Regions from separate parts of the Mus musculus genome. Here region 2 is linked to region 1. Evidence: chromatin contacts called from ENCODE Hi-C data. All regions are on one chromosome and are shown on one strand. Each heading gives the region's core, a stretch centred on a gene start or an enhancer-like site at or near the end of the contact. The rest is flanking DNA. Distances are from core to core; before and after follow the strand shown.

Evidence for each region. Hi-C counts contacts between places; a loop is a spot of excess contacts on that map.
Region 2: a map of T-helper 17 cell shows a loop between it and region 1 (4-fold over the local background). The contact joins the promoter of Rnf20 here to the promoter of Tex10 in region 1. A Hi-C loop is called at or near these places in 2 of 37 maps with a recorded cell type or tissue (T-helper 17 cell and v-Abl transformed pro-B cells).

Annotation. Positions count from the first base shown.
Region 1 is chr4:48,471,233-48,475,840 of GRCm38, reverse strand. It overlaps Tex10 (testis expressed gene 10), which reads left to right and starts at 2,378. Exons shown (of 15, transcript NM_001355740.1): 1 at 2,378-2,575.
Region 2 is chr4:49,629,425-49,634,032 of GRCm38, reverse strand. It overlaps Rnf20 (ring finger protein 20), which reads right to left and starts at 1,973. Exons shown (of 21, transcript NM_182999.2): 1 at 1,822-1,973; 2 at 1,521-1,668; 3 at 623-779. The coding sequence starts at 751. Gm45952 (predicted gene, 45952) reads left to right here and starts at 2,081. Exons shown (of 2, transcript NR_168526.1): 1 at 2,081-2,178; 2 at 3,170-3,375.

The sequences.
Region 1 (4,608 bases), core at 1,129-3,628:
TTTGGCCCTGTGGCACCTAGAAAAGACAGGCTCACTTTGAAGTGGCCGAGAAGGAGAGAGAGAGAGAGAGAGAGAGAGAGAGAGAGAGAGAGGCATACTCAAAAGGGCCAGGAGCGCTTCACCCCCACCAGCCTTTCCTTCTAACCAAAACTACTTCTTATTGCTTATTCAGTCTGAACTTATCAATGGTAAGCTAATTAAATCATCCATGGAGTTAGCGTCAATCACCTCTCAATGGTGTGGTTAGCTGGGGACCAACTTCAAATCCAAAGAACACTACCCATATTTAAAGACTAGATTTCTTATAAACATTTCTGGGGGTTTAATTTTGCTCTGCATTCCTTCAGGGTAAATATTGCCCATTGTTCGAAAGTGACTGCTTTTTTTTTTTCCCACACCATTAATATTTATATTAGCCACACACAAAGCCACCAGGCCTGCTTTTCTCTGAGTCTATAATCTCTGTTCTACACCAAAATAGGAAACAAAAGAACTATGGCTGAACATTACCAAATAGCATGTGTTTTGTTGATATTTATTGTGGGCCTACTATGCTCCATACACTATTTTAGGTATTTAGGATATAGACTGAACCAAACAGAGGTGCAACATGAAACATATATTTTAGTGGTGAGTGAGGGGGACAGGTAGTAAGCGGTATGTAAATTATACAGTACATTAGAAGGTGGTACACCCTAAGAAAGAAAAATGTTGAGCAGAGGAAGGAAATGTCTATATGTAGGACAATATGTTATGATTTTTAATTCAGGCCACCAGGATAGGCATACCTTGAAGGTAGAAGATGTTTGAGCAAATTCAAGTGAGGGAAATTTGTCCAGTGGATTTACTGGGTTGTGTACTTCAGGCAGATAGGAATATAAAGAAAAGGTCTAACTAGAAAGATAAAGGGGTACACGTCTCTTGTATTTAAGGAGAGCAAAGAAGTGAAGGTCACAGGAACAGAGAGAAAAGGGAACATAGCAAAACAGTGCTCAGAGGACTGCAAAGGACTGTTCCAATATGGTAGGATTTGAGGCCATCAGAAGGACTCTAGATTTGGGGGGGTAAGTGACATGGGGAACCACCGAAGAGTTTTATAGTGACATGCTTTGCCATATATAAAAAAATATTCCGAGAACTGCTCTGCAAATGTTAGACTGTATGGGGTCTAAGATGGAGAGAAATGTGTTCCCGGCTCTTTCCTCTGATCGGGGTGATGTGGACCTTGAAGGTAGCCAGGGAGATGGTGATTAATAGTGGAAGTCAGAGCCAGCTGGTTTTTCTCCTGGGTTAGAAGCCACATGGTCTCAGAAAGATGCCAGCTTTTAAGGTTTGGCTTGAGTAACTGGCAGGATGGGATGCTATTTAAGGTGAAGAGGTTGTAGGAAAATATTTCAGAATGGATGTGCAGAGTTATCTTTTAGTCCTTGTTGATACTGAGATAGATATACATTGCAAAGCTGAAGGGAGAAGTTCTGAATAAGCTGGTAGCATTTTGGAGTTTAGGGGGCATATCTAGGTGGCATAAGCCTTTATAATTTTTTTTTTATTTTATAGTTTTACATATAATGTCATCAACTCCCAAGGCAGGTGCGGTGGGGGAGGGGAGGTTGTCTGTGTGGTGGCTTTTTGGCTTTATTCTTTATTCATTAACACAGAGGAGGTGTGACCTTAATTCTGATGCTTGGGTCTCCTGAATTTAGTTATTATCGTTTTATCCCTACTTCGTATATTGAACCTCAATATAAGGTATTAGGCTTTTCTAGTTCTTATATGTAGGAAGCTGCAAAGACAAATTTGACTCTAGGCTGACACTCTATCTGTATGCTTTTCCTTATATGTGGCTAAGTCAATCTTTAGATGGTTTTGTTTTCAAGATTTCTTTCTTCACATCTTCTTTGTAGGCATTTTAATGTCTCAAATTTCTCTAAATCCACTTACTTTGATTAGTAGAAGTTAATTATATGCTGAAAATGTTGAATTGGGGAAAACCCTGTCCTAGGTTTCCGGGACTCTGCCACAAGGTATAGTTTGTAACCTCTTAGCATTTGTCTATTTGCCTTTAGTCCAGGTTACCCTTCCCAGAAATGCTATCTTTGCTGTCCGAAACTTTTTCCTTCCTCAATTAAGCTCAGTTTATACTTTTCTCTAGCTCCAGGTTTGAAGAACTGAAGTCCTTGGGGGGAGAAGACCGCCTTTCAAGCTGTAACCAGCCAACATCCTCCAAGCCAAGGATGCTGGAAGACCTGACTCGGCTTGCTGGACCCTAGACCCTCCTCTCTTTCCTCCAGCTTCCGGCGCAGCCCCTCTTAGAGGGGGCGTGGCGTGCAAATCTGGACCCGCCCTCCGGCTGCGCGCGATTGCGACCTGCGGTCACGTGAGCGCGGCGAGGGAGGGCCCCCACTTCCGGGCGGCGGAAGGAGACGCGTCCGCGTGAGGACGAGGCGATTTGAAAACACGCTCTGGGAGCGAGCGGAAAGCCTGCGGCCGGCGGTTCACGGCGTGCTCCTGCGGGGCTTGACGGTCGCTCGCTCTCCGCCGCGTCTCCGCGTTCCGGGTCCGTCCGGGCTCTCAGGTGAGCGGCGTCTGTCTGTCCTGCACGGCTCTTCTGGGGCGCGGACACGCGAGGCCCAGGCGGAGGGACGGACTGTGGCGGCGGGTAGGGCGGCCGGGGTCCTAGCTGTCCCCCCACCCCGAGCGTGAGAGCCGGCCGAGGGGCTTCCGAAACGCCTCAAGCGGCCGCGGTCCGATTCGGAGGCTCGGCGGGTGTTAGGCCGGCGTGTGGGGGTCGGGCCAGAGACTCCACTCGACGTCCACTGAGGTATAGGAACCATGGTTTTTCTTTGGGAAAAAAAAAAAAAAAGACAAACGGAGTTTCCATTTTTGGTGTGCGAGCTCGAAAACGGGCGGGCGGATCTGATCGCTGCCCTCCTCCCCCTCCCCTTGACGGAGGACCCTCTCTTTCTGCCCCCTCGAATTTGGGGAACTTTGGAGACGCGAAGGGTTGGAGAGAATCACCGTAGGCCAACTGCTGCAATGCTTACTTTCTCTCCTTGATTTCTTCCTTTCTTTTGGAGAGCGGGAATAGTTGGAAATAAGGAGGAAAGGTAATGGGCTGGCCGCAGGGCAAACTACTTGGGAGTCTGCTTAAGTTGCAGTCTTTCTTCCGCTCAGGTTAGCATTAAGACTGACCTGCAGCAGGCATGTGTATGTGTATGTGTATGTGTATGTGAGTTTTCAAGCTTACCAAAAAGGTGATCAAGTCCAGTGAGAGCTCAGGCTCCGAGGCTGGAGTTAGCTTCCTTGTACTATCTACTGCTGTAAAAGTGGTCTAGTCTAGTAGAGCTATTTGACTTCCAGTGTTACGAAAATCTTTAAATGGAAATAATAGCAGCATCTAATGGAACTTTAACCAAGTTCCTAGTGGGAAAAAAATTGTCAGTATGTTTCTGTAAATAATTGTCGAGATTTAAAAGTTATTAGCCCTCATAATTTTCCTAGCAGACTGATGAGAGTGTACTTGAAGTGATACGGCACAACTTACTGAGAATGAGGTCTGATGTAGATTGCTAGAGACAGACCGACCGACCCATCATCACACGTGAAAGAGTGCCTAGAGGATAATGCAAGATGTCACAGGGTCAATTTTTCTTTCTTGTGAACCGTTTTCTTTTATCTCTGGAAACACTACTGATAAAATTGTAAGAAAAAACTTACAGAGTATGCTTGCTTAATAGGTAAAAACCAGCTTTGTATTAAAAGGGATGAGTCCCGGGGCTTTCTGGGTGTGTGAGGCTTGTATGTTTGGTAGGTGTTGGTCCTGAGGCTGACTAACACATGCATGTGTGCTTGAAACAACTGTCAGCTTACAGCTCTGGGTATGGTAAGCATGGACAGGGCAATTACTTATTTAATCTGGTAAAATCTGGTAACTGTACCTTGGCTTATAGATACATAACCACAGTAGAAAATATGTTTGGATAAGAATCACACCGATTCTAGAAATAGTTTTTTTTTTTAAATGGAGATGGTATTTTGCTGTATTGATCAGGTTCCTCAAAGTGCCTGAGCTCAAGCAGTCTTTCTGCAGGTCTAGTATTGACACAGGCAAATGCACTGTGCTCCCTTTAAAGCCAGCTCTTAGCCTCTTGTGTAGTAGGCAACTTCTACTTAAGGGGTCCTAAGGTCATAAATCTATGAATTTGGATATGCTGTCTTAGCAGAATTCATTCATTCATCCATTCATTCTATCAGCACTGTAAACTTTTATTTATTTACTTTTAAATCTCCCATGTGTAGCATTATGACTTTATGACCTAAGGTAATTCTGTTAGACCAGAAGTGCTCAACTGGGTGTGCAGTGGAAGACAGAATTTATTATTTTTGAAGAATGTGAAAGGAGCTTTAAGAAAAGCTGGAGAGGGTTGTGGGAGCCACCTGAGTGCCTGCCGAGGCTTGGTGCCTTGGCATGGTTAGGGAGTGCCCCATTTATAAAGAATAAGAGCAAGGAAAGCTCCCTGTCCTTGTCACATCTGTGTGTAGAAAGCTGTCTGATGACCATGGCCAGGGGCTCATAGAGGAGACAGTGTAGACAAAGCATTTACCAGT
Region 2 (4,608 bases), core at 724-3,223, 1.2 Mb before region 1:
CACAATTCGTCTACCACATTATCTAGCCCAGTAACAGCTCACTCTTATGAGTGCATGCTATTGCTTTTACAACGTTTGAGCTCTTTACAAGGACTCCCATTTTGCCTCCATCATAACCCAATGTCACACACAGGTACTACAGATTCATTTCACAATCAAACGGGCACAGGACAGATAATACAGGCCATACAGCCAAGAGATATGGCAGAGAGCACGCACGCGCGCACACACACGCGCGCACACACACGCACGCACACACACACACACCCCGGGCACTGATCTGACTCTCATTCAGCACTAGCACTCTCAAAGGCTTTGCTAGGGTGCCTCTCAGAACACGGCACCTATTTTTCAGTAAGGGAAAAGTGCCAATTAACTATAGCAAAGACTACTGTAGTCAGACTCTCAATAAAATAAAATAAAATAAACACCACAGCTTGCAAATACAGATCAAACATAAATTAATACACCTCACTTCAAGAACTGACCACCACATCAATTCATCTATTTCCCTCTTCTTTGCTAATGCTTATCTCTTAATTCAAGAAGCTTCCATAAATTTCTACTTTCAGGAACAACTGACAGAAGCCAAGCACACTTTTGCAGCCTCGTTTTCTCGTACCGTTGAAGAGACACCTCCTAACTTAATTGTTTCCACGGTGGTCCCTGAATCTTCAACAGCTGTCTTCTTCTCTGGAGGCATAGATGTGCCCGGCTCTCCAGCTGCTCTTTTATTTCCAATTCCTGACATCTTGGTATAAGATGACAGTTATATTTTTCTGAATGAAAAAACAGAAACAAAAATAGAAAACATGAACTGAATCAAGATAAGCAGACATGCCACAATATAAAGTACCTGTATATAAAAACTAGTAATTTTTTTCAGGCCAACTCTTTAACCTAAATCAAATAATTCTACGACAAAACCCATCAACCCTAAATCAAGAGAGAAGGGGGAGGGGAACTGTTGAGGAATGGGATTGACAGGATTATAAATTTCTACACAAGATGCTAATAACAAATAAAATTCTACTCAAATAATAGAGAAGCTATGAATAAATTTCAGGATTCTCACTTCCTGAGATGCCAAAAACAAAAAACTAAAAGAAGGAGAGTTTATTTATGACAGAGGTTAAGGTTAAAGTATTAGGAGACTTGGGGCAAGAGACGTGGGAAACATTAGCTAAGTCATTAATCCTATACAAGTCAGTTATCTCTGAATCTCGGTTTCCTAAACGAAGGACAACAACATGTTGCTAGACTTACTGCAACAAATGGATGGCATAGTTATAGAAACAACTTAGCATAATGTCAGATGAACACTAAGCACCCAGAAATGCAAGCGTTCTCTTTGCAGAGCCTTGTAAACGCTCCCTGAGCAGTTAGTTCTCCAGATGTCAGACGTAGGTGAGCACCCCAGCGCTTCCTTTGGGGAGCCGGGCTGCCTTTAGAGACCGAACCTGCCAACAATCCCCGTTTCTTTATCTGTTCAGACGGGATGCTCTTTCAGTATTTCCTACCTGACTCTGGTTCCGAAACTCACAAGGAGGTGGAATGGATGCTAGATGGCGAGCACCGCGGCCATCAGGGGTCTACATCCAGCCGGCTTCCGATCCAAACTCCGGGACGAGGCGTCAATGGCAAGCAGCAATCTGGGTTGGACCTCGCCTGCAAAGAGAGGAGACGGGAGCTGAGGAGAGAGCGCAGCTTGACTGGAGAGCGCTGGCCGCTGGCTCCGGCGTGGCTAACTACAGGCCGGGAAGATGGGACCCGAGAGTCCTCGCCGCTCACGGCCCGGGAGCAGCAGACGACAGAGCAAACCTGGGCTCTGGCAACTCCCGCCGCAGGGAGCGCGCGGCTCCCAGCGCTTCTTCACGAAGGCCCGAGAGGGACTCCAAGGGATTCACTTGGGATCCGCTGCGAGAGGGACTGAGCTCCACGGAGGCGGAGGCACGGAGAGGAAGTAGGGAAAAGGAAAAGGAAGTTGCTTCAACTTTACCCGAGGCACGGCGAGGAGAGGGCGGAAGTGACGTGTGGGAGACCGCCAGGCGGAAGTGACGCGTGAGGAGGGGGCGCAGTCAGTTCTGCGTGTGCGCTGCCGCCTCTGTGTTGGGATGGGCGGGGACTGTTTCAGACTCCAGTCCCAAAGTGACCGGTCTCTTCAACGCGAAGCATTGTGTACGGTTTTTTTGTTTTTTGTTTTCTTTTTTTTAAGGTCCATTATTATTACTGACGGAAAGCGTTTTGTTTATGTTTTGTGTTGGGGGGGCGGTCCTATCTCATCCAAGCTGCTAATTGGTTGATGGTCCTGTCCATCTCCCAAAGGGCAAGCGCCCTTACCTGAGGTGTGGGTGGAGCACTCTTTAAAGAGATGAAATAGCCTGCGTAAAACTCAAGGAATTTGACCGATTTCTAGTTCTGTGTAGTTTCCTTAAAGGGGATTCCAGCACGGCGATGGTAGCACTCGCCTTTAATCCCAGCACTCAGGAGGTAGAAGCGGGCTGATTCCTCTGAGTTCAAGGCTAGCCTGGTCTACAAAGCGAGTTCTCGTACAGCCGGAGCTACACAGAGAAACCATGTCTTGAAAAACCAAAATAAATAAGCACATAAATACATACATACTATGCATAGAAACCCTGCCTCAAAATAAATAAATACTACACAGAGAAACTCCTGTCTGGGAAGGCCAAAATAAATAAGCGGGGTCTCTATTTAGCACTACCTGCAAATGACACTCAGCTGGAGAACTTTAGTCTCTTGTAGGGTTAAAAAGTCACCTTCGCCGGGCGGTGGTGGCGCATGCCTTTAATCCCAGCACTTGGGAGGCAGAGGCAGGCAGATTTCTGAGTTCAAGGCCAGCATAGTCTACAGAGTGAGTTCCAGGACAGCCAGAGCTACGCAGAGAAACCCTGTCTCAAAAACCAAAAATAAAAAATAAAAAAAAAAATAAAGCCACCTTCATCCCATCCCATCTTCCCCCTATGGATTCTCATCACAGGTTTGGAAACTACTGCTTTAGTGTTTGGAGAGGATAAGATACTGACCAGAGACACTGGGGATGGGGGGGGGGGGGTCGGGGGGGGGGAGGAGGGTGTTAATTAAGAACAAGTCAATTAGTCTGTAATCTCAGTACCCGTCTTAATATGATTTTTTTTTAATGTGTGCATAGGTGTTCGAGTGCCCACATGTAAAGCTCAGAGGACAACTTTTGGAGCTAGGTCGTACTTCGAAGGCTCGGGTCTCAAGGGCTGAACTCGGGGTGACAAGCACCTTTACCCACTAAACCATCTTGCCAGGCCAGTACCAGGATGTTTAAAATTTATTGAGCGTTGATATTTTTTTTACGTTAGAAATAAACTACATCATTCAATTTTACTAAATGCATTTTAATGATAAAAAGGCAATCGATCTAATCTGCCCTTGAAAAGCAGTGTGGCTTCTGAAATTGTGGCAAATTAACCAATGACAGCAGATAAAGGCACAGGGATGTAAGAATGGCTGCTATACCCTTTTTAAAAAATACATGTAAATATGTTTGGAGGAAAACCTAACCCACACCGAATTTCTGGCAGTAGAAAGAATTTGGGTGTTCTTGTACTTGATTAGTCTTACCTGTGCATGAGACAAGAAGGTTGTATTAGTCAGGGTTCTCTAGAGTCACAGAACTTATGGGTAGTCTCTAGTAAGGGAATTTGTTGGTGACTTATAGTCTGCAGTCCAACTCCCCAACAATGGTCAGCAGCAGTTGTGAATGGAAGTCCAAGGATCTAGCAGTTGCTCAGTTCCACAAGGCAAGCAGGCAAAGAGTGAATCTTCCTTCTTTCAGTGTCCCGATGTAGGCCTCCAGCAGAAAGTGTGTCCCAGATTAAAGGTGTGGTGTACCACCACTCCCGGATCTGGGACTTGCTTGTCCCAGGCTGACCTTGAACTCAGAGATCACCTGGCCTCAGTCTCCAGGGATTAAAGGCATGTACTACCTCGCCTGATCCTATGCTTTTCGTGGCCACTATGTCTCAAGATCTCCATGCCAAGATCCAGGTCAGAAATGTGTCTCCCAGCCTCAAGATCTGGACCAAAGGTGAGCCTTCGAATTCTGGATTGTAGTTCATTCCAGATATAATCAAGTTGACAACCAGAAATAGCCACTACAAAAGTCAACTGTGGAAAAACTTGTTTTGTTGGTGCCTTGGAGTGCAGTATCTAACCTGTTCCAGAGAAAATTTGGAGTGCAGTATCTAACCTGTTCCAGAGAAAATTGTCTGTAAATGAACTTGACCCTGCACTTGACCCTGCAGTGTGGTGAAAATGAAGTGTGAGAATTGTTTCTGTACCTTTAATTTTTTTCAAATCCTTTTTTTTTTTTTTTTTTTTTTTTTTTGGTTTTTCGAGACAGGGTTTTTCTGTATAGCCCTGGCTGTCCTGGAACTCACTCTGTAGACCAGGCTGGCCTCGAACTCAGAAATCTACCTGCCTCTGCCTCCCGAGTGCTGGGATTAAAGGCCTGCACCACCACTGCCCGGCTCAAATCCTATTTTTAATGGTAGGTCTTAAATGCTTTAAACCTTCCTTATAACCTACCACCCACCAGGGGTAATGTAAAAGGAAGGA